Regions from separate parts of the Homo sapiens genome. Here region 1 is linked to region 2. A link is a loop called in an ENCODE intact Hi-C map of the cell type or tissue named here. Cell type or tissue: heart right ventricle. All regions are shown on one strand.

Region 1 (2,500 bases), 92 kb after region 2:
GGATGGACACAGACACCTTCTAACCATCTAATAATGGGGCAGGGGATAAAGTTCTGAGTGGGGAATTAACAATCCTGAGTCTTTTTCCCAACGTCTCTGCTTACCCGGTCTAAGACCTCATGCCTCAATTCCCCATAGTAGAGAAGAATTTGGACAAGACTGCCCGGGAGGCAGCTCAGACACTGCTTAAGGACAATGACTTGGCTCTAGTCCAGGAGTTTTCTAGGAGCTCTGGCTATGAGAAGCTGCGTGCTTGGGCCATTCCTTCAGGCTGGGAGAAGGCTGGGGATGGGCTGGAGAAAGGTGGCTGAGATTCTGGAGAAGGAAGAAGAGGTCTCAGGCTAGGTGCTTGCACACACTTACAGCTCATCGTCATACTCCTTTGGGGGGCAGACGGCAACCACAAGGTCGATCCAGTCCTGTGGGGAGAAGCCGTGTGACTCTGGGGCACACTCAGTTGGATGGTGCATCTGCCCCGGCACTCCATCCCCATTTCTGGGCCCCATGGCCTAGGATCAGCCAGGCTGCACCTTCTTCCCACGGGCCCACCTGGGGCCCACTGTGACTTCCATGGTCTGAGGACGTTTCTAGTCTCTGAGGCTTCGGGACCATAGAGGACAGGGCTGCAAGGCCCTTGAATGACACTCAGCTCCCAAATGTCAATCTATGGACCGGGGACAGGCAGCAACCTCAGAATCACTTGGGGGAACTTCTTAAAAGTGTAGGCTCGTAGACTTGGCCCCCAGAAGTCAAGGGTGAGTCCTGGGAAATAGTACTTTTAACAACCTCTCTGGGTAATTCCGACGCACTTTCTGATGCACAATCAAGTGGGGGACTTCTGGCCCAGCTTTTTGATCCTAACACCTGAATCCCTTTTACTGCCATCCTTGACTTGCCCCTCATTCTCCCTCCTTGGCTTAGGTGTATCCCCTGAAAAGTATTGGAAATATCACTGGGCCCCTCTACCATGAGCTGGTTCCTAATATTGAGCTGAAATCTCTCTCTCTTTCCCCAGGACTTCCCTCCATCCAATCCAGGTCTTCCCTCAAGAATCAGAGAGAACACTTCTGCTCCCTCTGCCCTAATGCAGACCTTCAGATAATCAAAGATAGTCATCATGTTACCCGTGAGTCTTCTCTTCTCCACATCCCTTCATGTGGGTCCCAGGCCCATCTGGTCAGCTTCCTCGGCACTGAACTTAATACCTCAGGCTCGGCTGCCTGCATACAGTTGCACAGGTTGTGCATTGCACACCATGAGCAGGCACCATTCACACTACAGTCTGTAAAAGGGCACCCCCTCAGATTATGTAGTGCACAGCCTGGGCAATCTTATGCAGTGGCCGTGATCCAGGTGGGTGTCTAATGAGTGCAGAGCAGATTCCCACCAGCCCCTCCTTCATCCTGGGTTCTCTGCTTTTGTTAATGCTTTCTGGTAGCCCCCAGAATTCTCTTGATTCTTGTTCAGTGTGCACTTAGAAAAGACCTTAAGTCTTTTTCTTGGGTGACCTGCCATGCCCTGGCTTCAAGAGTCTGTTTAAGCCACTGGCTTTTTGGATCCAAGGTCAGGAATTGACATCTATTTTTCTGAATCCCATCTTGTCAGATTTAAACCACAGGCTGGATGGGGTATGGTGTCACCAAAGTGTTGCCTGGACTCCAGATGCCCACCCTGGAATGAGGCATCCTATTGTGAGACCTGGCTGCAGAGGCCAGGGTTTGAGGCAGGCAGGTGAGGGAGGAAAGGAGGGAGGGGCCTTATTCTTACCCCGCCCTGATTCCAGGCCTTCTGCAGGGCAGCCTCAGCCTCAGCCAGGGTGTAGTCTGTCACAATCTTGCCGTTGATTGCCATGATCTCGTCCCCTTTCACAATGCCACCTGCAGGCAGATGAGGCTGATTGGCCAACTGGGCTGTATGTGACACGTGCCTGGCCCAGGGCTTGGCAAAGGGGGGTCATTGCCAGACAGCAGAAGAGACCTGAGCCTGGGTTCTGAAAGCTCATGTGGACTCAGAAAGCATGAGGGGAAACTAGCCACCTGGTTAGTGGCTAGTCAAAGGGCATTTAGTCCCTGTCCCTTCCACACCCCCTCACCCCAGCTCAGGAGAACCTGGATATCATTGATGATGAGCCTCTGTTATTACAGAGGGACACAGACCTGCATTTCCAGCACAGTATGAGGCCTGAGTCAATTCTGCCAGCCGGCCCTCCCTGTTGCCAGTCATGCTGGTCTGTTCAGGTCCCTGAGCTGCCATGCTCTCTCCTGCCTCAGAGGCTTCATGTCGCTGTTCCCTACCTTGCTTTCTCTTCTTCTAGGTCTGAGAGGAAATGTCAGAAGGGGCTTCTCTGACCCCCGCTCAGTCGAATGTAGATCTTGCCTATTCTCTCACAGCATCCCAATCTTTTCTTATTTGGCATTTTCCACAATTCGTAATCATTAATCTGTTTGTTTACTGATGGTCTCTCCCACCACACTGTCAGCTCCACGTGGGCAGGGATTGT
Region 2 (2,500 bases):
GCCCAGACTTGAGTGCAGCAGCGTAATCTCGGTTCACGGCAGCCTCTGCCCCTTGGGTTCAAATGATTCTCCTGCCTCAGCTTCCCAAGTAGTTGGGATTACAGGCACCTGCCACCACACCTGGCTAATTTTTGTATTTTTAATAGAGAAGGGGTTTCATCATGTTGGCCATCAGGCTGGTCTTGAACACCTGGCCTCAAGTGATCCGCCTGCCTCCGCCTCCCAAAGTGCTGGGGTTACAGGAGTGAGCCACTGAGCCCGGCCTTGCTCTCCCTTTATTATAGGCACGTATCTCATCTCTCCAGCTACAAGGTAAACTCCCTGAGGTAGGAATCAAGATTTTGTTTTCACACCATCTGGTACAATGGTAAATAAAGAACACAGGCTGAATCAAAATGAATATTCTCCATACAATCAGCCACCTTGGTTCAGAATATGCTGGAACTTTACTAGAGAAAGCCAGTGGGATCTCAGGTGGAAGCTAAAGGGATCTGGTTTCCCTCAGCCTTACTGTGAGGCTCCCACGAGGGAGGCCCCAGCCCTGAAGCAGCATTATAATCGGATCGGGGACACTGGCTTCTTCCCAGAGGGCTGTGATCACCTGATCTGGGGAACCCAGCCTCAGACAGGAGAAGCCCCCAGGGGTCCGAGGTGTCTCTGGAAGGGGGGATAGTGTGGCACGGTCCTCTGTACCTGGTCGATGGTGTTACAGTCAGATGAAAATCTGTTCAGGATGCTCCCAAGGGGCGTGGTCTCAAAAAACCTAAGAGGCAGCCAGAGGAAGAGTTACTCATTTGTCCATTGATTTACTTCCTGTTTACTGAATGAGATAGTTAATTATTTCATGTAAGTGTCTCTGGAGTCATTCATGGGTCTGGCATCCTCTGCCAATTTGTAGACATCTGGCCTGTATCCCCGTGAATTCCTGCAGCTGCCCAAAGGGGCGCTGGCCTTTCGTTAGCCTTTCAGTTTCTCAAGCCCATCTGACGACTGCCGCCTTTCTCAGCTGCCGGCTCGGCCTGACTCAGCAGCTGTCCTCCTGGGACACAGAGTCCTCTCCAGAGGGACAACCTGCCAAGAGGAACAGGGCCCTGGGGACAGCCTGCCGGCTGGCTGACCCAGAGTCAGCCCAACCCCAACCAGGGAGTTTCAGAACTACAGAGCTGGGGCAAATAGAGAGTAAAAGTAAATAAACTTGGAGGCCATATCTGTGGGCCACAGAAAACTCATGAGGCTGGAAAGTAAAAAGTGCAGTTAGATTGTGAGGTCTAGCCTCGACAAGGGGCCAGAAAATCTGTTTGCCTGTTGTGTTTTTAAGCCAAGTTGGCCAACCAATTGGGCAGGGACAACTTTAAACCTCTTTGACATCAAGTGGCCTTTGAGATTTTTATCCATCCCATTACAGGAAATTATTAATAGAACAGCTACCTGTTCCCCCAGTGTCAAAACCTGAGGCTGGCTGAGGGAGAGAGAGTGAGGGGAGGGCAGGGAGCTGAACTCATGGGTGGGGATGGGCAAATTACACCCACTTAGGGAGGAGAAAACAATCTTTACTTGGATGTGCAGACGCTCACTTTAAAGGGCCATGGTAACAATTAAATGAGCTAACCACACACAATGCCTATCACAGTATCTGGCTGAGTAAATGCCAGTTTCTCCCTGCTTCTTGCACAAGGAGGGCACTTTTACACACACTGTCTCCTTGAGTCACCCCCACAAGCTTGTGACAGGTTGTATATCCCCATTTTATAGATGGGAAGACTAAGGCTCAGAGAACAGTGACTTGCTCACAGTCCCAGCCTGGCCAGGGGAGACGGGTACCTCATGGGGGCTAGGATGATCCGGTTTAGCAGGCTGCGGTGCAGTCTCTTGGCCACCTTCAGCCCTGTCCACTCCACAGTGACAGACGTGACGAGGCACAGCACAATGCCCAGGCTGCAGAGCACCGTGAACACCATGGCATAGACAGTCTGGTCGAGGGTGCACTCCTTCACAGGCAGAGAGTGATTTGGAGTTCCAGGGTGCCCATGGGCTCAGCCCTTCCCCCATCCCCACTCCCAACCTCTGCCATGGGCCGCCAGTCACACCTGGCTGAGGGAGCAGTTCCTGGCTGCAGGGGTCAGGGTCAGGGCGCTGTCGGTCCACTTGGCCAGCCAGTAGTCGATGGCCACCAGGACCATGTGCTTGAGCAGCTGTGAGAAGACCAGCAACGACAGGAGCAGGATGCCGGCGGAGGACAGGTACTTGGCGCAGGCTCGCCATGGGATCTCAGCACGCTGGTGCAGCATGGACGACAGGTTGTCATCCTCCTCGCTCTCAGCTGCCTCCTCTGCAGGCCGCAAGAACCCACTCTGTGGCTACACATTTCCATCCCTCTGAGGGTGAATCAGGGCATTTTATCCCCACTTACTGAGGGGACAACGGGGGCACACAGAGGGAAGCCATTTAATCAAAGGCACACTACTGCACCACACCCAGAACCCCAAACCTTAGCCTCTCT

Evidence for each region. Peaks named below come from ENCODE experiments on the same cell type or tissue, not always from the same donor. Only the 100,000 strongest peaks of a DNase experiment are listed, where the experiment ranks them.
Region 1: a loop joins it to region 2, with 2.4 times the contacts of the local background. A loop is called at or near these places in 7 of 110 quality-filtered maps.

Annotation. Positions count from the first base shown.
Region 1 is chr11:17,496,395-17,498,894 of GRCh38, forward strand. It overlaps USH1C (USH1 protein network component harmonin), which reads right to left. Exons shown (of 27, transcript NM_153676.4): 24 at 1,768-1,877; 25 at 364-419. Among named protein-coding and RNA genes, the nearest start is that of ABCC8, 21 kb to the left of the region's middle. In heart right ventricle, no CTCF peak of the experiment used is centred here; no DNase peak of the experiment used is centred here.
Region 2 is chr11:17,404,801-17,407,300 of GRCh38, forward strand. It overlaps ABCC8 (ATP binding cassette subfamily C member 8), which reads right to left. Exons shown (of 39, transcript NM_000352.6): 25 at 2,088-2,329; 26 at 1,822-1,988; 27 at 694-763. Among named protein-coding and RNA genes, the nearest start is that of KCNJ11, 17 kb to the left of the region's middle. RefSeq lists a silencer at 842-1,136. In heart right ventricle, a CTCF peak has its summit at 951; a DNase peak (open chromatin) is centred at 1,011; H3K27ac peaks cover 1,687 bases.